3 separate regions of the Homo sapiens genome follow, and regions 2 and 3 are each linked to region 1. The links are chromatin loops, found by intact Hi-C in ENCODE. Cell type or tissue: OCI-LY7. All regions are shown on one strand. Region 1 overlaps ABR (ABR activator of RhoGEF and GTPase). Region 2 has its middle 16 kb from the start of ABR-AS1. Region 3 has its middle 53 kb from the start of TRARG1.

What was found. Hi-C counts contacts between places; a loop is a spot of excess contacts. Peaks named below come from ENCODE experiments on the same cell type or tissue, not always from the same donor. Only the 100,000 strongest peaks of a DNase experiment are listed, where the experiment ranks them.
Region 2: it touches region 1 in a loop (4-fold over the local background); 103 of 110 quality-filtered maps call a loop at or near these places.
Region 3: it touches region 1 in a loop (15-fold over the local background); 27 of 110 quality-filtered maps call a loop at or near these places.

What each region holds. Positions count from the first base shown.
Region 1 is chr17:1,118,720-1,126,719 of GRCh38, forward strand. It overlaps ABR (ABR activator of RhoGEF and GTPase), which reads right to left. Exons shown (of 23, transcript NM_021962.5): 2 at 6,464-6,648. Among named protein-coding and RNA genes, the nearest start is that of ABR, 57 kb to the right of the region's middle. RefSeq lists enhancers at 4,238-4,780, 4,781-5,322. In OCI-LY7, CTCF peaks have their summits at 4,422 (motif pointing right) and 4,631; DNase peaks (open chromatin) are centred at 4,442, 5,032 and 5,302; H3K4me3 peaks cover 528 bases; H3K27ac peaks cover 968 bases.
Region 2 is chr17:1,193,670-1,201,669 of GRCh38, forward strand. It overlaps a transcript of ABR not described here. Among named protein-coding and RNA genes, the nearest start is that of ABR-AS1, 16 kb to the left of the region's middle. RefSeq lists enhancers at 4,312-4,361, 4,392-4,571, 4,682-4,821, 5,938-5,987 and a silencer at 4,617-4,817. In OCI-LY7, no CTCF peak of the experiment used is centred here; DNase peaks (open chromatin) are centred at 4,562, 4,952, 5,722, 7,572 and 2 weaker places; H3K4me3 peaks cover 4,530 bases; H3K27ac peaks cover 4,813 bases.
Region 3 is chr17:1,328,843-1,336,842 of GRCh38, forward strand. No RefSeq gene overlaps it. Among named protein-coding and RNA genes, the nearest start is that of TRARG1, 53 kb to the left of the region's middle. In OCI-LY7, a CTCF peak has its summit at 3,877 (motif pointing left); a DNase peak (open chromatin) is centred at 3,899.

The sequences.
Region 1 (8,000 bases):
CGTTATCCCTGAGCCTGAGTTCCTCCCAGCGTTATCCCTGAGCCTGAGTCCTCCCAGCGTTATCCCTGAGCCTGAGTTCCTCCCAGCGTTATCCCTGAGCCTGAGTTCTCCCAGCGTTATCCCTGAGCCTGAGTTCTCCCAGCGTTATCCCTGAGCCTGAGTTCCTCCCAGCGTTATCCCTGAGCCTGAGTTCTTCCCAGCGTTATCCCTGAGCCTGAGTCCTCCCCAGCGTTATCCCTGAGCCTGAGTCCTCCCCAGCGTTATCCCTGAGCCTGAGTTCCCCCCAGCGTTATCCCTGAGCCTGAGTTCCTCCCAGCGTTATCCCTGAGCCTGAGTTCCTCCCAGCGTTATCCCTGAGCCTGAGTCCTCCCAGCGTTATCCCTGAGCCTGAGTTCCTCCCAGCGTTATCCCTGAGCCTGAGTTCTCCCAGCGTTATCCCTGAGCCTGAGTTCTCCCAGCGTTATCCCTGAGCCTGAGTTCCTCCCAGCGTTATCCCTGAGCCTGAGTTCCTCCCAGCGTTATCCCTGAGCCTGAGTTCCTCCCAGCGTTATCCCTGAGCCTGAGTTCCTCCCCAGCTTTATCCCTGAGCCTGAGTTCCTCCCCAGCGTTATCCCTGAGCCTGAGTTCCTCCCAGCGTTATCCCTGAGCCTGAGTTCCTCCCAGCGTTATCCCTGAGCCTGAGTTCCTCCCAGCGTTATCCCTGAGCCTGAGTTCCTCCCAGCGTTATCCCTGAGCCTGAGTTCTTCCCAGCGTTATCCCTGAGCCTGAGTTCCTCCCAGCGTTATCCCTGAGCCTGAGTTCTTCCCAGCGTTATTGCCTGAGCCTTCCTTGCTCCTCCCTTCCTCCTGACTGAACATCCCAGAACTACTTGGTTCCATTCCACAAATACCAGTTGAGAACCCCTAGGTGCCAAGAAGCTTCCACTGGGGTCCACAGAGATGATCAGGGATTAAGGTCCTGATCTCACAGGGCGGATGCACCCCACAAGTGACCGTGCACACCTCCCAAACTGCAGTAGGATCAGCGGCGGGGTGGGTGTGAAAGCTTCACAAGGGAGGGCGTGTGAGCGGGACCTGACAGCGCTGTGCAGGCTCTGGCATCATAGAAACCCAAGTTTCAATAACACGCTGCCCCACTGGCTGCATGGTCTTGGACAAACAATAATATTAATAGCTATTATTAAGAGATGGAGTCTTGCTCTGTCACCCAGGCGGGGTACAATGCCTATTCGCAGGCGTGATCCTAGCACCTCTCAGCCTCCAACTCCTGGGCTCAAGCGATCCTCCTGCCTCAGTTCCCCTTGTAGATGGGATTATGGGAGTGAACTACCATGCCCAGCTAATCTTAGGCAAATTACGTCACCTCTCCGAGCCCCAGTTTTCGCACCTGTAATGTGGAGATGGTTATAGCACCTACCTCATAGAGTTGTTGGGGCTCTTAAATGAAACCAACACGTGAAAGGTTCAGCACAAGCCTCTCTAAGCAGCTGTGATGAGGGGGAGGAGGAGGAAGAGGATGATAGGGACAATGATGATGATTTTTTTTTTCCTTTTTTTCTTTTTCTTTTGAGATGGCATCTCACTCTGTCCCCCTGGCTGCTGGAGTGCAATGGCGTGATCTCAGCTCACTGCAACCTCTGCCCCCACTGGGTTCTAGCAATTCTCCTGCCTCAGTCTCCCAAGTAGCTGGGATTATAGGCACCTGCCACCACACCCAGCTAATTTTTTGTGTATGTTTTTAGTAGAGACGGGGTTTCACCATGCTGGCCAGGATGGTCTTGAACTACTGATCTCAGGTGATCCACCCACCTCGGCCTCCCAAAGTGCTGGGATGACAGGCGTGAGCCACCGCACCCGGCCAATGGTGAGGATTTCAATTCGCCTCCACCCTTATCTTTGGGTTCTCCTGCAGGCTGGAGTCTAATCCCCTGTTTCGATTTTACATTGACAAAGCATTCTGCCAAACACCATCTCACAGAAACCTCACAACAGCTGTGAGGTTTGAGCCCTGTGAGGTCAGGAGGGAGGAAATTCTCAGTGTCTTCACACTACAGATGAGCAAACTGCAGCTCTGGTGGGGAGTCATGAGTGACACCCCTCAGGCCACACAGTGAGACAGTGGTAGAGTGGGGACAAAACCCAGTTCTTCTCTCTGCCTTGTAGCCCCTTTTTACTAAGCTTCCCAAGAGGCAAGCAGACAGAGGAGTCTGTGGCCTGTGGGGAGGCGGGTTTTCTGTAAGACCATGGTCCTGCCTTAGGAACCTACACCCCCACTTGTCAGCTGAGATGAGTCCTGGCCCTTTCTTCTCAGAGTGAAACTGGGCAGTCTCCGCTGAATGGAGCCACCCGTGGTCTGTGGGCCTGGCCCTGCCGTGCTGCCCTGCTCAGCCTGGACTTGGGCAGGGTTTATGGGGCAGGGCTTCAGGTTTCACCCTAATACCTCTGTGGGATCCATGTCTTGGGGACACAAAAGAAGACAAAGGCAGAGTGCAAGGCTGTGGAAGGGCGTGCTGGGGAGAGAGGAGCATGTCCTGCCAACACCGCAGAGACCCGGCTTCACCCGGGGCCACCCCATGTGGCAGAAAGGAGGTTGATTGCAAAAGCAGGTTCGGTCATGGTGCAGCAGATATTGATCAGACTTGGTCTTTGCAGTGGTAATGCTGTTGGCTCCCCAGCCCTCTAAACCTGGCGAGAAAAGTCTTGTGGGCCCTGGTGGCCAAGGGCTGTGCACTTTGGTGAGCCAGGCCTAATGCTGCAGGCCTCCCCTCATGCTGAAATTCCGCAGCATCTTCCTGCAGCTGCTCACAGTGGGATGGGAGCTGAGTCCCCCCAGGCAGGGCTCTGAGCCCTGCTGTGGTCTGAGAGCTGCTCACAGTGGGATGGGAGCTGAGTCCCCAAGGCAGGGCTCTGAGCCCTGCTGTGGTCTGAGAGCTGCTCACAGTGGGATGGGAGCTGAGTCCCCCAGGCAGGGCTCTGAGCCTTGCTGTGGTCTGAGAGCTGCTCACAGTGGGATGGGAGCTGAGTCCCCAAGGCAGGGCTCTGAGCCCTGCTGTGGTCTGAGAGCTGCTCACAGTGGGGCCTCCTCCCCACTACCTTTCAGGGGAGTTAGAGCTATCTAGAGACAAGGAGACTGAGGCTCAGCGGTATGAGGACACTTGCCCAATGTCTCACAGCTAAAGAGTAGATTTTCTTTTATTTTCTTGAGATGGAGTCTCGCTTTGTCACCCAGGCTGGAGCGCAGTGGCAAGATCTCGGCTCGCTGCAACTTCCACCTCCCAGGTTCAAGTGATTCTCCCGCCTCAGCCTCCTGAGTAGCTGGGATTACAGGCATGTGCCACCACGCCCGGCTAATTTTTGTATTTTTAGTAGAGACAGGGTTTCACCATGTTGGCCAGGCTAGTCTCAAACTCCTGACCTCAGGTAATCTGGCTGCCTCAGTCTCCCAGAGTGCTGGGATTCCAGGCGTGAGCCACCGCGCCCAGCCTGAGAGTAATAGATTTTCATCTGCGCAAAGCTTATCTGCTTTCCATCCTGGGTGGCTGAAGGAATAATAGTATGACACTTCATTTTCTAGGCCAACCTGACTAGGCCACAAGGTGTCCAGATACTTGTCCAAACATTAATCCGGACATATTTGTGAGGCATTTGGGATGAGGTTGATATGTGTATTGGTGGACTGAGTAAAAAGACTCCTCCCCAGTGTAGGTGGGCCTCATCCAATCCACTGAACACCTGAATTAACAAAAAGGCAGAATAAGAGGAAGCTCCTCTCGCCTGACTACCTGAGCGTGAGCTGGGATGTTGGCCTCCTCCAGCCTCCAGACTCGGACTGAAACACTGGCTCTTCCTGAGCCTCGAGTCCACTGGCTTATGAGCTGGAATTTACATCCCTGGCTCTCCTAGCTCTCAGGCCTTTGGACTTGGACTGGAACCAATATTGGCTGTCCTGGGTCTCCAGCTATTGACTGCAGAGATTAGGACCTCTAAGCCTCCATAATCACCTGAATCAATTCCTTCTAATACTTTTCTTCGTATGTAGATATAGATACAGATAACGCACACACCCTGTTGGTTTTGTTTCTCTAGAGAACACTGACTAACACAAAGACTCAACCTTGGGCTTCCCGTTGGCTGCATATTTGGGCGTGGAAGGCCCAGCGATAAGGCGGTGCCAGAAGCCAGATATCTGAATATCTACAACAATTGTCTGATTTGGTCCAGAAGTCCCCCCTGTTCCCAAGGCCCCAGCAGGAAGCCTGGTAGGGGAGGGGACCTGTTTGGCCAAATAAGCACAGCCAAGCCGCAGAAACCTCGGTCTTTTATTAATAGTGTTTTTAACCAAAACATCCCCAAGTACTCAGGAAGAGGCGTCAGCTCCCTCCAGGCACCCCGTGTAAACAGCAATCCCTGCAGAGTCCACTAGGTGGGGCCGGTGACCCAGCAGAAAGGGCAGAAACGCTCCCTGAGGAGGGAAGGCAGGTGCCGCGGATGGGACCTTTGCCCGGACGATCCCCAGGCTGGACAAGTGCTCCCTACTCCTGCCTTGCGTGGCTTCTAGTCGATGGTGTAAACATCAACCCTGGGGGCCACAAGCACTTTAGGGGGCAGTCACTCTAGCATCTCTGGATTTCAAGGTCCTCAAGCCAAGTGAGTCCCTCGTGAGCCACCAAGCAAGACGCACAGCCACCAAGTCAAGTTCTGCCCCGAAGCCCCGGAGCGCCAGGCGGGGGCATCTGTGCGTGACGCCCGTGATCTGTCTCCCGAGAGAAGGCACCTGCCAGCACCAAAGGAATCGGAAAATCGACGGACACGGAAACCAGTCATGGTGGTCACGCGACAAGGACAGGGCACAGGGACAGGGAGCAAAGAGGGAGGTGGCGCGGGGACAGGCAGCGGCAAAGACCCTGGCCCCACACCGGGATTCCGCAGCATCTTCCTGCAGCTGCTCACAGTGGGGTGAGAGCTGAGTCCCCCCGGGCGGGGCTCTGAGCCCTGCTGTGGTTTGAGAGCTGAAGGCAGAGATGGGAGCGAGAGTCTTCTCCTCCTTGCTCTCCCCTGGTTGGCCCCCGTTCAGGTCCCTGAACACCTGCTCTGCCTCCTTGGGTTACTATTTGTACCCTGAGCCCAATGCCTCCAGGAGAACCAGGGCAAAAACCCTGCCCCCGCAGGTCCGAGACGCTTGTCTCTAACCCGCCTCCCGTCTTAGGGCAGGTCAACAACACACTGACCAACCCCCTCGCCGGCCCCCTTGCCTCCCACCTGCCCCCCGCCAGCCCTTCCCACAGGTGCACGCCTGGACTGCCGCTAAACTCGGCCTCGGCCTCTGTTGCCATGGCAGCAATGTGGCTTCCCCCAAGTGGGAAGCCCGTTGCCAAGGCCCTTGTTGCCAAAGGCTATAACAGCCACCCCGGTGTGTGAAGAGGGGTGAGAGCTCTGTGGGGGGTGGAGGGTGGCCGGGGGGGCTGGAAGGAGCAGGGGGTTCTCAAGAATGGGAGGGTTCAGGCGGCCTCAGCTGGGGTGGGGGGGCACTAGCCCCTGGAGGAAGAAGAGGCAGCCCGTGGCATCTCAGCGACTGCTCCTCTGGGGACGTCAGAAGGCAGGACGGAGACCCCCTACAAAACACACCCGGACGAGCAGGACCAAGCAAGGATGGGGCACTCCCACCGCCTCCTGCAACACACACCCCCCACAGAGGACCGGCTTGGATTCTTCTCCCCCACCAGCTCCAGGCAAACAACCCCCAGAACCTCTGTTTTGCTCGTTCATGTGTCTCCGACAGGCACACACGAGCTGCGCTCAGACAGCGTCAGTCCCTGTCGCCAGGAACACGTTAATGACAAGGACCGCAAACCCTCCACAGTTTCTATCCCTGGCCTGTCTCAGAGCACATACTTAATATTCCTTCTACAATGCTTCTCTCTGGAGCAGAACTCTTGTCTCTGTCAACAAGGAGAGGTGGATGCCATCAGAGTTTGTTCCCTTCCAGAGTGAACAGAGGAGGGCTGGAGCGGGCAGCTCATTGCACCCACAGGGAGCACCAGGCCCAGGCTGGCTTTGCGGGAGCAGCATCTGAACACCTGGAGCCCACGGGCCACGCATGCAGCCACTGCCTGGCCTGGGTGCAGAGGGGAGGAGAGCCTGGTCCTCTCCTGGGTCCTCTGGAGGAGACAGGCTAACAGGGGAAAGCTGAAAGAGGCACGGAGGGGTCTGGGAGGCCTGGGGAGCAGACGGCTAGTAGACGGGGAGAGACAGGGGCGGCAGCGTTGGCAAAGCAGGTGGGGAGGGAAGCCCGAGCCTGAGAGGGGTCCAGGGCCAGGACGAGATGACGAGGCACCAAGAACGGCCAGGTCCAAACGTCTCCAGTCCCAATCTCTCGAGACCAACCCAAGCAGGGCCTGGCCCACGATGCCCAGGCCTTCCCGTCACCCCTCCCCAAACCCAGAAAGAAAAGCCGGTGTACCTACCCCAGGAGCCAGTCCCTCAGGTGGAGTCGGGGAGACGCCATCCCCCCCGCCCTGGCTGCGGGCGCTGAGCTGCGGGGACATGGTGGGCGACTCATCGATGTACGGCATGGTCTCTGAGCCCTCCGGGGGCCCCTTCTGCTCCTCATTCCCCTCTCCGTCGTACTCGTCCGTCCCGTAGCTGAAGTCTGAGACAAGGAACAAGAAAGGCCACTGAGAATCCTCCACCAGAGCTGCCAGGGACTGGTAGCGTAGTGGGCGCCGGCGGCGGCCCCCGGCAGCCATGGCCCCGGCCGCACCATCCACGCCTGGCCCGGGCGGGGGCTGTGCGGGGGCCTGGGCCTGGTGAGGGGCGGGGGAGAGCCAGCAGGCACCGGGCCCTGCCCGCTCCGGGGCTGCTGGGAGGCGGGGAGGAGCGGCTCTGCTGTTGCTACCCGATGAAGAGCATGTCAGCCGCGTATTTCAAGCTGCTGTTTTCTTTGCCTTCTGCCTAATTCCAAGTGTAAAAATTAACAGTGGGAGCAAGAGGCAGGACGCTTCCAACTCTCCTCTCTGAGTCACCATTTTGCTTTTTATAGGGAATAAGGAGGTGGGGGGGGCCGGTCGATGTCACTTCCTGTGGCCCTCCTCCTTGGGTACCATTTGTACTGAGCCCACTCCCTCCAGGGGTCCAGGGCAGGTTCTGGAGTGTGGGAGGGGAGCCCTCAGCCCTCAGAACAAGGCCCCGCACGGAGGACGGAGCCCAAGGCAGCAGGGCGTGGGCGAGGAGGCTGTGCCCAGGCCTGGCAGGGACAGGGGCTCACAGCAGACTCCTCGGAGCCGGTGCTTATTTCTATCACCCCAGTGTGGGCTTCCTTCAAAGGAGGAGGGAAGGAAAGGCGACCGGGAAGTTGAGCCGCATTAACCCCCCAGGGCTGCCAGCACCACTTGGGCTCCAGAGCCCAGGCACGGAGCCCACCCACCTTGGGAGGGGAGGCTGAGCCAGTGCAGCGAGCGGGGTGTGCAGGTCAGCAGCTCAGGGCTTCACATTTTCCAAAAGGGTTACGAGGGCGGCCTCGGAAAGGCCCCTGCGTCCAGCCCCACCAGCATGGCTATAGGAGGGACCCTCCCACAAACCGGCCCCTGCCCCTTGGCCTGTTTGCTCCCCAGCTCTGACCCACCACGACTGGCAACGGAGAACGTGGCAGTGTTGCTCCCGAGGGCTGTGGTGGACCTCCTTGGGCTGGGGCCGCCAGCGGGGGGTGGACACCCCTCTCACACTCATCGCAGAGCAGGGGTAAGCTTCAGCACTCGTGCGGGCCAGCGGGAGCTGGCACCGCAGGGCGTCCTGGAGACACGAAGATCACCGTGCCGGCAGCCTTGGGGCCAGCAGGAGCCTCCTACGCACTGGACTGCCCAGTGGCGGCGTCCGCTTGTTAAACCTCCCCGGGTATCTTCCGGGCGGGACTCCCTGGCCAGGCATCTTCGGATCTCGCACAGTGTGATGGGGGAGGCTGGCTGAGCCTGCCCTGCCATCTGCCCAGACATCCTTTCCTCCAGG
Region 2 (8,000 bases), 75 kb after region 1:
GCAGCCCTTTTTGTTTGTGTGTTTTTATGTTTGAGATAGAGTCTCCCTCTGTCCCCCAGGCTGGAGTGTGGAGTGCAGTGGCACAATCTCGGCTCACTGCATCCTCCGCCTCCCAGGTTGAAGCGATTCACCTGCCTCAGCCTCCTGAATAACTGGGACTACAGGCACCCGCCACCACGCCCAGCTAATTTTTTTTTTGTATTTTTAATAGAGACGGGGTTTCACCGTGTTAGCCAGGATGGTTTTGATCTCCTGACCTCGTGATCTGCCCACCTTGGCCTCTCAAAGTGCTGGGATAACAGGCGTGAGCCCCGCGCCTGGCCACTGCAGCTCTTAAAGCTTACTCTCCAGGGGAAGTGGCAGAGGAAGGAAGACACAAAGATGAATTTCCATCCTCTTTCTCCTCTACTGAAATCTGACAAGCTCCTGGGTCTTTTGATTTCTCCTTGAACATGAGGTTTGTACCTGGAGGATCTCTGGTGGCAAGGGTGTTTCCTTTGTTTTTTTTTATTTATTTATATTTTGATTGATTGATTGAGACAGAGTCTCTCTCTGTCGCCCAGGCTGGAGTGCAATGGCACGATCTTGGCTCACTGCAACCTCCGCCTCCCGGGTTCAAGTAATTCTCTTGCCTCAGCCTCCCAAGTAGCTAAGATTACAGGTACACGCCACCACGCCCAGCTATTTTTTTGTTTTGTTTTGTATTTTTAGTAGAGAGGGGTTTCACCATGTTGGCCATGCTGGTCTCAACTCCTGACCTCAGGTGATCTGCCTGCCTCGTCTTCCCAAAGTGCTGGGATTACAGGTGTGAGACACTTCGCCCAGCCTTCTTTATTTTTTAGAGACAAGTCTCACTCTATCGCCCAGACTGGAGTGTAGTGGTGCAATCATAGCTCACTACAGTCTCGACCTCCCAGGCTCAAGCCATCCCCCTGCCTCAACTTCTTGCATAGCTAGGACTACAGGCATGCACCACCACACCCAGCTAATTTTTTTTTTTTTAAGATGGAGTCTCGCTCTGTTGCCCAGGCTGGAGTGCAGTGGTGCGGTCTCAGCTCACTGCAACCTCCACCTCCCGGGTTCAAGCAATCCTCCTGCCTCAGCCCCCCTAGTAGCTGGGATTACAGGCATGTGCCACCATGCCCTAAAAATTTTGTATTTTTAGTAGAGACAGGGTTTCGCCATGTTGGCCAGACTGGTCTCGAACTCCTGACTCAGGTGATTCACCCACCTCGGCCTCCTAAAGTGCTGGAATTACAGGTGTGAGCCACCGCGCCCGACCCTAATTTTTTTTTTAATTTTGTACAGACAGAACCTCACTATGTTGCCCAGGCTGCTCTTGAAGTCCTGGCCTCAGGCCAGGCGCGGTGGCTCACGCCTGTAATCCCAGCACTTTGGGAGGCCGAGGCGGGCGGATCACGAGGTCAGGAGATCGAGACCATCCTGGCTAACACGGTGAAACCCCGTCTCTACTAAAAATACAAAAAATTAGCCGGGCGCAGTGGCGGGCGCCTGTAGTCCCAGCTACTCGGGAGGCTGAGGCAGGAGAATGGCGTGAACCCGGAAGGCGGAGCTTGCAGTGAGCGGAGATCGCGCCACAGCACTCCAGCCTGGGCGACAGAATGAGACTGTCTCAAAAAAAAAAAAAAGTCCTGGCCTCAAAGGATCCTCCCACCTTGGCCTCTCCAAGTGCTGGGATTACAGGCGTGAGCCATCAGGCCCGGCCCTTAAGGGTGTTTTCTACTGCTACAGTGATTAACTAGTCTCTGGTGTATCTCTCTCCCAAAGGCAGCCCCCAGCCCTGCCTGACCCAGGCTCAGCAAGTAGCGTAAGGAGCATTTTAAAGAAAATTATTGGCTGGGCAGTGGCTCACGCCTGTCATCCCAGCACTGTGGGAGGCCGAGGCGGGTGGATCACGAGGTCAGGAGATCGAGACCATCCTGGCTAACACGGTGAAACCCCGTCTCTACTAAAAATACAACAAATTAGCCGGGCGTGGTGGTGGGCGCCTGTAGTCCCAGCTACACAGGAGGCTGAGGCAGGAGAATGGTGTGAACCCGGGAGGCAAAGGTTGCAGTGAGCCGAGATCGTGTCACTGCACTCCAGCCTGCGCAACAGAGCGAGACTCTGTCTCAAAAAAAAAAAATTATTGGCCGGCGCGGTGGCTCACGCCTGTAATCCCAGAACTTTGGGAAGGCAAGTTGGGATTGTGGGGAGAGATCACTTGAGGTCAGGGATCACTTGAGGTCAGGAGTGCGAGACGAGCCTGGGCAACATGGCAAAACCCCATCTCTACTAAAAATACAAAAATTAGCCAGGCATGGTAGCAGGTGCCTGTAATCCCAGGTACTCAGGTGGCTGAGGCACGAGGATCGCTTGAACCAAGAAGGAGAAGGTTGCAGTGAGCCGAGATCACGACACTGCACTCCAGCCTGAGCAACAGAGCGAGATTCTGTCTCAAAAAAAAAAAAAAAAATAGGCAAGGTGCGGTGGCTCACGCCTATAATCCCGGCACTTTGGGAGGCCGAGGCAGGCGGATCACCTGAGGTCAGGAGTTCAAGACCAGCCTGGCCAACATGGCGAAACCCTCTTTCTACTACAAATACAAAAATTAGCTGGGCATGGTGGCACGTGCCTGTAATCCCAGCTACTCGGGAGGCTGAGGCAGGAGAATCACTTGAACCCAGGAGGTGGAGGTCACAGTGAGCTGACATCACACCACTGCACTCCAGCCTGGGTGACAAGAGTGAAAACTCTGGCCCAAAAAACAAATTAATTAATTAAATTTAATTTAGAAAAGATTTCTTAGCTAACTTCTCAGAGGAACATAGGACAAAACTGGGTATTAACTCTACATCCTGCCTCACCCACCCCCTCCCTAAATGTTGATGACTCTGTTGCCCTGGGCTTACCAAAGAGCAGCCACACACACAGAACTTTCTGAAAAATCCTGTCAGTGCTCTGAACAAGGCTCGAGTCCCTGGGAGAAGACGGCACCACAGGAAGCTACAGGAGATCCAACCTTCCTTTTTTTTTTTTTTTTGAGACGGAGTCTTGCTCTGTCGCCCAGGCTGGAGTGCAGTGGCGCGATCCTGGCTCACCGCAAGCTCCGCCTCCCGGGTTCATGCCATTCTCCTGCCTCAGCCTCCCGAGTAGCTGGGACTACAGGCGCCCACCACCGTGCCCGGCTAATTTTTTGTATTTTTAGTAGAGATGGGGTTTCACCGTGTTAGCCAGGATGGTCTCAATCTCCTGACCTCGTGATCCATCCGCCTCGGCCTCCCAAAGTGCTGGGATGACAGGCGTGAGCCACCGCACCCGGCCAAGATCCGCCTTCCTAAGGAAGGACCCTGTGCTGCTCAGAAACCTTCCCAAATGCTCCGGGAACCCCGGCTCCCCTGCAGTGCCTCCTGGACAGACGCATCCTGCAACGCTCCAGAGGGTATCGGATCTCGGGGGCATCTCTTTCTTCAAGGCAGCCCCCAGCCCTGCCTGGCCCAGGCTCGGATGAGCATTGCAAGGAGCACTTTAAGGAGAGTCACTCCTATTTCAGAGCCTCTGGGAAACAGGCCGTGATCTCCTGCTGTGGCGCAGGGAGGGTTTGGCTGGAGGCTCTGAGCTGGAGCCACCTCCACTTAATGCTGGAGTGAATGATTTCAAACCTCTGTCTCTGCGGGTTTGAAAAAAATTGGGCAGGGTCAGCCCCATGCCCCATTTTTGGTCTGAGAGGTTGGAGAGAGAAAGACACCATCCCTCTGGCTCCTGACCGGTCATTCTGAAGCCTTGAGCTCTAGGAGCCTCCTCGGATCTTAGCCACAGCTCTGATGAAACCTCACCCTAATCCCCTTCTCGTGGCCCACAGCCTTCTAGACACTCATTGCCCAAACCCCTGCATGAGTTATTTTCCCAGTTGCTGTTTCTGTCTGATTGTGAAAGATTCTTTCCTCCCAAAAGCCACATGCCTGTCACATGAGGGGAGTGCCAGACCACCAGCAGAGAGGGGGAGGGTGCTGGGAAGTCTTCTTTCCTGGACCCCAGGCTGGTCCCCTGAGTCTTGGGGAGTGGCTCCTGATTGCTCCCTATAGCCAACATCCCAGGGAGCTTGGGATCACACTGGAGGGAAGATCAGCGCTCACCCAAACCAGACCGTGACTTGGTTTTCCCCAGAGAGCAGTATCTATGGTGTCCCCACCTAAGACCTAACTGGAGCTGGGCTCCTCAGACCACTGGCTTTGGGGGCAAATACACCCTGCTGACTGTCAGATCAAAGCCATGCTGCAGGCAGCTGAGACAGGAACACTGCCGCTGCTGCTGCGCCCGGCTGGCCGCAGCCCCACGCTGTGGGTTAGTTCTTTGGGGGCCCTAAAGGAGAGCTGAGCTGTCGCCTTCTGGACATAAAGGAGCTGCTTTTGCAAAAGAGACTGTATCTGCCCCCTGCCACAACTAACCAGAAATGAGGAAGCTGCCACAGAGAAGCCTCCCAGTCTCTGGGGCTGCGGGTTCTGTCTGCTCCCCCTCCCAGAGGCCACACATGAGGCTGTACATGCAGGCAGGCCACATTTCCTTCCAGGCCCACAAACAACCTCGACTTCCTGCAAAGACCACTAACCCCAACGTCGGTACACGTGGCACGTTGCCCAAGGCCGAGCTGCTGCTGATTTTTAGTGTGACTTTCAGGACCAAAAAGGAAGAGGTTCTGTCTGGACAAGGAGAGCTTGGCCTGAGACACCAACAGACGGCAACTTCCCACCTGGCCTCTGCCTGATTCTGCAATCAAAGCTGCCTGGTTCCGGCCAGGCACAGTGGCTCAAACCTATAATCCCAGCACTTTGGGAGGCTGAGGCGGGTGGATCACCTGAGATCAGGAGTTCGAGACCAGCCTGGCCTCATGGTGAAACCCCATCTCTACTAAAAATACAATATTAACCAGGCGTGGCGGTGTACACCTGTGATCCCAGCTACTTGGTTTTTTGTTTTTGTTTTTGAGATGGAGTCTCGCTCTGTTGCCCAGGCTGGAGTGTAGTGATGCCATCTCGGCTCACTGCAAGCTCCGCCTCCCGGGTTCACGCCATTCTCCTGCCTCAGCCTCTCCAGTACCTGGGACTACAGTTGCCCACCACCACACCTGGCAAATTTTTTTTTTTTTAATAGAGGTGGGTTTCACCGTGTTAGCCAGGATGGTTATGATCTCCTGAACTTGGGATCCGCCCGCCTCAGCCTCCCAAAGTGCTGGGATTACAGGCGTGAGCTACCGCGCCTGGCCAATCCCAGCTACTTGGGAGGCTGAGGTAGAAGAATCGTTTGAACCTGGGAGGCAGAGGTTGCAGTGAGCCGAGACGGTGCCATTGCACTCCAGCCTGGGCAACAGAGCGGGACTCTGACTCGAAAAAAAAAAAAAGAGGTGCCTGGTTCCAAGGACGAGGCCCTATCTCCTCCCAGACCTTCATTCCTCTGAGGGGGCCGGGGAAGGTGTGAAAACTTTGCTCGGGAGTGGTCAGGGTCACGAATGCCTGGTTCTGGAAAACAAAACCTCTCTCTGGCTCTGCAGGTGCCAGGGAAGACTGGGGGAAACAGAGGCAGTGAGCCAGGGCCCGGCTAGGAAGATCACCCGGGCTGCTGGCTCAGAAGCCACGCTGCAATTAACACACTGGCAGGGGCTCATCTGTACCCATGTCATAGACCACCAAGAGGCCACACGGAAGGTACAAAACATACAGGCTGTTGGGGTTTTTGTTTTCTGGTTTTTTTGAAACAGGATCTTGCTCTGTTCCCCAGCTGGAGTGCAGTGGTGCAATCACAGCTCACTGTAGCTGGTGGGATATTTTTGGGGGTGGAAGGGAGAGACGGACTCTCACCGCAGCCTCCCCCTCCCGGGTTCAAGCAATTCTCCTGCCTCAGCCTCCCAAGTAGCTAGGATTACAGACGCCCGCCACCACGCCCGGCTAATTTTTGCATTTTCAGTAGAGACAGGGTTTCACCATGTTGGCCAGGCTGACCTCAGTTGAACTCCTGACCTCAGGTGATCCACCCACCTCAGCTGCCCAAAGTGGTGGGATTACAGGTGTGAGCCACAGCACCTGGCCAATTTTTTAAAACTATAAGTTTATTCAGTTTTTTTTTTCTGTCATATAAGTCATAAAGCCAGAATTTTAAAAACTTTTAGACAATAAAAGAGTAAAATGTGACCCATAAAATACACCACCCCAATTAGCATTTTCCAGCTTTTTTTGTATGCATATAATAGAGCTCTTTTTTCTTTTTTTTTTTATTATACTTTAAATTTTAGGGTACATGTGCACAACGTGCAGGTCTGTTACATATGTATACATGTGCCATGTTGGTGTGCTGCAACCATAGAGCTCTTTACAAAGTTTTATAGTTGGCCTTCTCTACCTGGCTGGAAGCCACACTATCCCTATCCAAGGGCACCCTCAGATTCAACCAACCACAGATCAAAAATATTTGGGAGGAAAACAATTAAAAAAAAACACCACAAAAATAAAAAATACAAATAATACAGCATAACAACCACATAGCATTTGCAATGTATTAGGTATTAAAAATAACCTAGAGATAAGTTAAAGTACACGGGGGTCGGGGGCAGGCATGGTGACTCACGCCTGTAATCCCAACACTTTCGGACGATCGCTTGAAGCCAGGAGTTCAAGACCAGCCTGGGCAACATAGCAAGACACTGTCTCCATTAAAAAAAATTTTTTTAAATAAAGTCTATGGGAGACGTGATTAGGTTACATGTAACTATTACAGCACCTTATATAAGAGACTTGGGCGTCCTGGGATTCTGGTATCTGCCAGGGGTCCTGGGGCCAATCCCCCATGAAAATGGAGGGACAGGTGTAATTGGAGTGGCTCTCCAGACTGTGCCCAGGAATTTCTCAGCCTGATCTTTGGCCAGTCCAGCTTCATTTTCTCCCCTCCTCCCGTTACATCAAGCAGAACAAGTTTCACCTAGATGAGCTATGACCTCACTTTATTCGGGGCCTCCGTGGTGCAGACACAAAGATGGATCCCCAGGTGGAAACCCGGGCACGTCATCCCGGTTTGTTCATGGTGCAAGATGTCTCCGGTTACTTCGGGGAGACAGGAACATGACCTGGGTTATCAGCACCGTCCAGGGACACCAGAGATAAAGCCTCATCTATAACATCCCCAGTAAAAAGCTGAGAATTGCTCCTGACAAGGTCCTGGGGCTCTTCCTTCCTCTGGGCAGGGCTACAGCTTAGAGACTGGGAGAAAGCCTTGGGGTTGGCCAGGGACACCCACCTGCCTCAGGAGGGGCTGTGTTAATGACATCAGCCTTTCAGCAATGGAAACTAAGGAGGATGGGGGGAGGAAAGTACAGGAAGACTTGTAAAGGGAAAGTTCTGTTTGGATTCAGGGCCCAAGCCCCAAACCCTGATAGGAATAAAATGATCAGAGGAGCAGCCGGGGAGGCTTTGGTGCCCCTCAGGCAGCCGCATCACTCAAGACTGTTCACATCAGCAATAGCTTCACGGGGCCGGTGTCCACGAGGCTGCTGCTCCGGATGCAAAGCACAATGCTTTAGGTCAGGATGTGGGTTCTAGAGACAGAACAGACCCGGTTCACGGCCTGGTGTCACGACGTATTGAACCTCTCTGAGCTTCAGTCTCTTCAGTAATGACGGTAAGTGCTTTAACTGAGATTGTTAACAAGACCCAGCGAGATCGTGAAAAGAAGACACCCCGCACAGCGCCTGTTCCCTCGTTAGCACTCACGCAGTATCAGCTATTATCATCATGCTGGCTGACTTTTATGTGAGCGTGTATAACACGGGTACACACACACACAACACCTCTCTCCGGAGGGTAAAAACAAGACAAAAAGTGAAACAGGCCCCCCGATGCCGAAGAGATGACGGCAACCCCGATATTGTGCGTGGTGTGAAGGTCACCAAAGCAAAACCACACGCTTTGTTTTCTGGGGGTGTCTCATTGACAGTGCAGAGGTAGCTTACTAGC
Region 3 (8,000 bases), 210 kb after region 1:
TGAGCCAGTACCCCACAGAGACAGCCAGAAGGACTCTGACCCAGTACCCCACAGAGACCGCTGGAAGGACTCTGATCCAGTATCCCACAGAGAAACACTGGAAGGACTCTGACCCAGTACCCCACAGAGACCACTGGAAGGACTCTGACCCAGTACCCCACAGGGACCACTGGAAGGACTCTGGCCCGGTACCCCACAGAGACTGCTGGAAGGACTCTGACCCAGTACCCCACAGAAACCATGGGAAGGACTCTGACCCAGTACTCCAGAGGGCCCACTGGAAGGACTCTGACCCAGTACCCGACAGAGACCACTGGAAGGACCCTGACCAAGTACACCACAGAGACTGCTGGAAGGACTCTGACCCAGTACCTCAGAGGGCCCACTGGAAGGACTCTAAGCCAGTACCCCACAGAGACCGCTAGAAGGACTCTGACTCGGTACTCCACAGAGATTGCTAGAAGGACTCTGACCCAGTACCCCACAGAGACCACTGGAAGGACTCTGACCCAGTACCCCACAGAGACAGCTGGAAGGACTCTGACCCAGTACCCCACAGTTCTAAGGAAGAGGGTTAGTCCACGGAGCTGCAGAGGTGCCCGCTCCGGCTCTATGGGGTCAGCAGGAGGTGACTCAGGACCACCTCTGAAGATGGGCTTTGGGTCCTGAGCTCATGCACACAAGCAAATTGGTGTTAAAACCCGACAGCGTTTGCTTGTATTCCTTTCCCCAGTCACTCAGCAACCACTTAATGCAGACAGTGTGCCAGATGCTGAGGCCACTGCCCCGGGGTGAGTTATGAGGGGGTCAGCCTCTCCTTCCTTTGCCTTCCCATCCCCACCGAGAGAGGAGAAGCAACTCCGGCATGGGGTGGGAGGGCAGGACGTTGGGAGGCAGAGGGAACTCCATAGAGCTTCCCCGGAGACTAGGGAGTGGTGGGGAGGACAGGCCACTGGTGCCAACCTGTGACTGCTCCCGCCTATGTCCCCTCCCTCACAGTTCCCCTGGGAGTGCCAGCCCCTTGACCGGTGGGATGCGGCCCACCAAAAACCCAGGGCATCCTTAGCAGAGACCTCTCTCAGACACTGGCAGCTTCAAGGGATTACGTGGCTCAGTTGGCAGCATCTCAGGGGGGTCCAGTGTGGATTTGAGTGTTTTCCTCAAATGCCCGGACGGTGAAAGACTCTTGGGAACTCTGCATAACGCAAGAGGCAAAGGGAAGGAGACTCAGTATGACTAAGATTGATTTCACTTTTGGTAGCCCAGTAGGATAGGGGCTCCGAGATGGGTTGAGCCTAATTCAGGAGTGACATGACAGTTTCTGCATAAAGTTCATGCACATGATACAGAGATGAACAGCACATGCCCCCCAGCTCTCCGGGGACTGGCAGTCTAGTGGAAAACTGCCCGGGCCCCCACATTATTTCTTGAGAACATTCTGAGGAATTTTGTACCCTGGTGATCCTTTATTTGATGTTGTCTCTACAAGTTCGCAAAGTTGCTACAGCCCATTGTGCAGATAAAAAAACGAAACTCGAGTAATTTAGTGACTTTCTTATAGCCTAATAGTATCCGATTCAGCTGGGCAAAGTGGCTCACAGCTGTAATCCCGGCACTTTGGGAGGCCAAGGCAGACACATCACCTGAGCTCAGGAGTTCGAGACCAGCCTGGCCAACATGGCGAAACCCCCTCTCTACTAAAAATATAAAAGTGAGCCTGGTGTGGTGGCAGGCACCTGTAATCCCAGCTACTCGGGAGGCTGAGGCAGGGGGAATCGCTTAAACCCGGGAGGCGGAGGTTGCATGCAGTGAGCCGAGATCGCACCAATGCACTCCAGCCTGGATGACAGAGTGAGACTCTGTCTCAAACCAAAAAAAAAGCAAGTACCATTACCTCAGTAAGTGAACACAATTGTATTGGGGTGTGTGTGTGTGTGTGTGTGTGTGTGTGTGTGTGTAAGTTCTGGGGTACCTGTGCAGGAGGTGCAGGTTTGTTACATGGGTAAACATGTGCCATGGTGGTTTGCTGCATAGATCAATCCATCCCCTGGGTATTAAGCCCAGGATCTATTAGTTATTCTTCCGGATGCTCTCCCTCCCCTGCCCCTCTCCCCGACGGGCCCCAGTGTATGCCGTTCCCTGCCATGTCTCCAAGTATTTGGTTAGTGTGTGTGTTTTAAGAGACAGGGTCTTGCTATGTTGGCCAGGCTGGTCTTGAACTCCTGGGCTCAAGTAACCCCTCTGCCTTGGCCTCCCAAAGTGCTGGAATAACAGATATGAGCCGGCCGGGTGCAGTGGCTCATGCCTGTAATCCCAGCACTTTGGGAGGCCAAGGCAGGAGGACCACCTGAAGTCAGGAGTTCAAGACCAGCCTGGCCAACATGGTGAAACCCTGTCTCTACTAAAAATACAAAATTAGCTGGGCGTGGTGGTGCATGCCTGTAATCCCAGCTACTCGGGAGGCTGAGGCAGGAGAATCGCTTGAACCCGGGAGGTGGAGGTTGCAGTGAGCTGAGATCATGCCATTGAACTCCAGCCTGGGCAACAAGAGCAAAACTCCAGGCCGGGTGCGGTGGCTCAGGCCTGTAATCCCAGCACTTTGGGAGGCTGAAGCAGGCAGATCACAAGGTCAGGAGATCGAGACCATCCTGGCTGACACGGTGAAACCCCGTCTCTACTAAAAATACAAAAATTAGCTGGGCGTGGTGGCAGGCACCTGTAGTCCCAACTATTCGGGAGGCTGAGGCAGGAAAATCGCGTGAACCTGGGAGGCAGAGCTTGCAGTGAGCTGAGATCGCGCCACTGCACTCCAGCCTGGGCGACAGAGCAAGACTCTGTCTCAAAAACAAACAAACAAACAAACAAAAACAGGTGTGAGCCACCATGCTGTTGTGTGTTTTGGGTCTAACGTATGAAGCAAAGGGCTGGTCAGACATCTCATGGGTACCACCACACACGGTCACAAACAACAGGGAGCTGCACCGTGTCCTTGAAGAGAGTGATGACAAGTTGTAAGCTGCTGAGGAAGATAAGGAGGCAGCTCTGTGCAGGGTAGGTTGAGAGGGGTTACATGAGAGGCAGGGCACTGGCTCAGAGGTGGCTGCCATGGAGTCAGGTTGAAAACAACGGGGCCCCAGCCAGTAGAGCACGCAACAGAGGATAGAACAGGAAACAGAGAGGACGCAAGGGCGTGTTCCAGGGTGAAAAACACAAACTGCCATATTCATTTAGTAAAAACTTGCCACTTTTGGGGAAACGATTGTTTTTTGTTTTTGTTTTTGTTTTTTGAGATGGAGTCTCGCTCTGTTGCTCAGGGTGGAATGCAGTAGCGTGATCTCAGCTCACTGCAACCTCCGCCTCCCGGGTTCAAACGATTCTCCTGCCTCATCCTCCTGAGTAGCTGGGATTACAGGTGCCCGCCACCACGCCCGGCTAATTTTTGTATTTTTAGTAGAGACAGGGTTTTGCCATGTTGGCCAGGCTGGTCTCCATCTCCTGACCTCAGGTGATCCGCCCACCTCGGCCTCCCAAAGTGCTGGGATTATGGGCGTGAGCCACCGCGCCCGGCCACTAGAAGAGTTTTACTACACGTGTTACGGAGTAATGAAATGGTTCACTCGTTTCAGCATCAAATCATCTTTTCAAAGTAAACTGCATTTCTAACCGCTTCTTCTTGAGGCAATAAAAAACACAGTGCCATCTCATCTTTATTTTGTGCTACTAGAAGATGCTATCCGTTAAAAATGACTGTGTTCCCCAAGAATGTGTTCATATAATTTTGGATGCAATGCAAAATACTTTTTATGGTGGTCTTCTACCAAACACAAAAAGCAGTACCGAACCTGTGAATGCCGCAAGCTACACACACCCTAGGAGAGAGCGCCCCCTTGTGGGAATCAGTCACATCAACAGATTCAGACACACCAACAGCTGGCTCCAACGCGGGGAGCACTCAACAAGTCTTGACCCTTCTGTGTTCTGATTTCAACAGCTTTGATTGATTGATTGATTGACTGACTGAGACGGAGTCTCACTCTGTCCCTCAGGCTGGAGTGCTGTGGTGCGATATCGGTTCACTGCAACGTCCGCTTCCCGGGTTCAAGTGATTCTCCTGCCTCAGCCTCCTGAGTAGCTGGGACTACAGGCGACCCCCCACCAAGCCTGGCTAATTTTTTGAATTTTTAGTAGAGACGGGGTTTCACCGTGTTAGCCAGGCTGGTCTCGAACCCCTGACCTCGTGATCCGCCCGCCTCGGCCTCCCAAAGTGCTGGGATTACAGGTGTGAGCCACCGTGCCCGGCCCTGCAATTCCTTTTCTAATGAAAAAAGTCATTAGGAGAATAAAATGAATTTGCATGGATAAAGCACTTTCTATGAAAACATAAAACATTTGCTACACAAGTCAATGAATTAATAAACATGGAAAACCACATAACACACATATATTCAATAACACCTGCTTTCAAAGGTGGTCACGTTCTTTCAAAAATAGTTCAGTCCTTCCGTTCTTTGCTCCAGACCCACTTTTATATGACCCAGGACAAAACAGAAAATTTAAAAACATTTTTGGCAGAGAATACAAAATCAGATTAAGTGACAGACCATAGTGATACTGAAAATACATAACTTGAGCCACTTCACAGTTTTGAATGAACAGAGTGTGTAATCCTTTTCATTTCCCCCTAAAAATGATATCTATTTAAAATAGATAAATATTAATGCCTCTCTATTTGGGGCCTAACTATTTACTGTTTTTCACCCAAATAACTCAACATTCTGAAACAAACAAACAAAGGATCTTACTTTTCCTTTGTCTATTATCCCTGATATCTTCATTTTCTCCAAGTAGAAGTATTTTCTCCAAGTGGAAGCAATTTAGCATCTGGCACATGGGGTGGGAAAGCTATTGAAATGGAATGTTTTTCCCTCGCAATAGTACATGCAGTCAACCAACCAAAGTCTGAAGAACACTGAAATCGAGCCAACAAGTTTCTTTTTTTTTTTTTTTTTGTTTTTAAGACAGGGTCTCACTTTGTCACCCGGGCTGGAGTGCAGTGGCACAGTCTCGGCTCACTGCAGCCTCCTCAACCTCCCAGGTTCAAGTGATCCTCCTGCCTCAGCCCCACAAGTAGCTGGGACTACGGGCGCCCGCCACCACACCTGACTAATTTTTGGTATTTTTTATAGAGACAGTGTTTCTCCATGTTGCCTAAGTTGGTCTTGACCTCCTGAGCTCAAGCAGCACTTCCCAAAGTGCTGGGATTACAGGCGTGAGCCACCATGCCTGGCCCAAAATACTTAAAATTCAAGTTAGCTGCACAAATACTACAGTAAGACAAAAGAGGCCGGGCGCATTGGCCCGGGGTCACGAGGTCAGGAGTTCAAGACCAGTCTGGCCAATATGGTGAAACCCCATCTCTACTAAAAATACAAAAATTAGCCGGGCATGGTGGCGGGCACCTGTAATCCCAGCTCCTTGGGACGCTGAGACAGGAGAATCGCTTGAACCCGGGAGGTGGAGGTCGCAGTGAGCTGAGATCATGTCATTGCACTCAAACCTGGGCGGCAGAGCAAGACTCCGTCTCAACAACAAAAAAAAAAAGACAAAAGACAGTCGTGCTGTTAAAACGGAAATACTGGGTGACAGGCAGTGCCACTGTGTGAAGCAGAAGCACCAGCAAGGAAAGCAGAATGGTCTCACCAAGAACACACTGGACTCGGGAGACTGATGACCTGATGACCTGGATTTAAATCTATTCCGCATCATTTCACACCCACTTCACCTTCGACAAGCGTCTCAATACTTAATTTTGTAAAATGAGACTGATAATTTCTATCTTAACCAAAAGATTATTATGAAGCCAAAAAACAGATAATACATGAAAAAATACTGTGTAAGTTACTATAGATCTGTTATCCATATACAATGTTACGTGTTATGACTGCACCTCATCTCACTAATCATATTCTGCCTTGTATCATACTAACCTGAGTATCTGCCTTAATTCCCTCGAGCACCGAGATTAGAAACTCGTATGGGGCCATGTTGGTCTTTTTGAGGCAGGAAAATAGGGTCTGGAGTCAGGGAACATAAGGCACATTCACACTTCAGCTATGACAGGAAACATCCCCTCCGTGGGGCGTAAGCCAAGTAAATGACTTTGTAACTTTCCTACCTCCTCTCCTTTCACATACGGCGTACCCCAAGTAGAGGGTATTCAAACTCACAAAAACTCTGCAAGGCGGCCTCTGAGCCCCTGTGCCCGGGCTGCCCCCACACTGTGGAGTGTGCTTTCATTTCCAATAAATCCCTCACTGCTCCCTTGCTTGCTTTGTGCGTTTTGTCCAGTTCCTTGTTCAAGACGCCAAGAACGGCTGGGCACAGGGGCTGTCACCTGTAATCCCAGCACTTTGGGAGACCAAGGCAGGTGGGTCACCTGAGGTCAGGAGTTCGAGACCAGCCTGGACAACATGATGAAACCCTGTCTCTACTAGAAACACAAAATTATCCAGCTGTGGTGGCGGGCACCTGTAATCTCAGCTACTCGGGAGGCTGAGGTGGGAGAATCGCTTGAACCCAGGAGGTGGAGGTTGCAGTGAGCCCAGATTGCGCCACTGCACTCCAGCCTGGGCAACAAGAGTGAAACTCCATCTCAAACAAACAAAAAAAGTGGGCAAAGGACATGAATAGATATTTCTAGAAGAAGATACACAAACAGGCAACACATATGAAAAAAATGCTCAAAATCACTAATCATCAAGGAAATGCAAATTAAATTACCAGAAGGAGAGACCACCTTACTCCTACAAGAATGGTTGTAATTTAAAAGTCAAAAAGCAATAAATGTTGGCTTAGATATGGTGAAAAGAGAACACTTGGCCGGGTGCAGTGGCTCACACCTGTAATCCCCACACGTTGGGAGGCCAAGGTGGGTGGGTCACTTGAGGTGAGGTCAGGAGTTTAAGACCAGCCTAGCTAATCTGGTGAAACCCCATCTCTACTAAAAATAGAAAAATTAGCCAGGTGTGGTGGCACACGCCTGCAGTCGCAGCTACTAGCGAGGCTGAGGCAGGAGAATCTATTGAACCTGGGAGCCGGAGGCTGCAGTGCGCCGAGATCGCGCCACTGCACTCCAGCCTGGGAGACAGCGAGACTCCGTCTCAAAAAAAAAAAAAAAAAAAAAAAAAAAAAAAGAGTTCGAGACCAGTCTGGCCAATATGGTGAAACCCCGTCTCTAATAAAATACAAAAATTAGCCGGGCATGGTGGTGTGCACCTGTAGTCCCAGCTACTCAGGAGGCTGAGGCAGGTGATCCACCCGCCTTGAGCACCCATGTCCAGCCCAGAAAAACAAATTTTAAAAAGAATCAGGGCCAGGCACAGTGGCTTGTGCCTGTAATCTCAACACTTTGGGAGACTGAGGCGGGAGGATCGTTTCAGCCCAGGAGTTCGAGACTAGCCTGGGAGAAACTCCATCTCAACGTGGAGAAACTCCGTCTCTACAAAAAATACAAAAATTAGCTGGGCCTGGTGGCACGCATGTAGTCCCAGCTACTCGAGAGGCTGACGTGGGAGGATCACTTTAACCGGGGAGGCAGAGGTTGCAGGAGCTGAGATTGTGCCACTGCACTCCAGCCTGAATAACAGCGTGAGAATCCGCCTCAAAACAAAGAAACAAAAACCACACACACACACACACACACAAGTTGTACTAGTGGTTCCAGCCAGTGCAAGTGGGCAAGATAAACGCATAAAAGAATTAAAACTGTATAGATTCATAGACATGATTATGTAGAAAACCTGAAGGAATTTACAAGCAAAAGAAAGCAGCCCACTAGAACTAATACGTCCGTTTAGCAGGGTTGCAGACTAAAATATTAATAGACAAAAATAAATTATATTTCTTTAAAGTAGCAACGAGCAATCAAAAGAAAGCTTTGAAATGTAAAAAGCAAGCATTTGCAGTCCCATCAAACATTATTAAATGCTCAGGGGAAGATG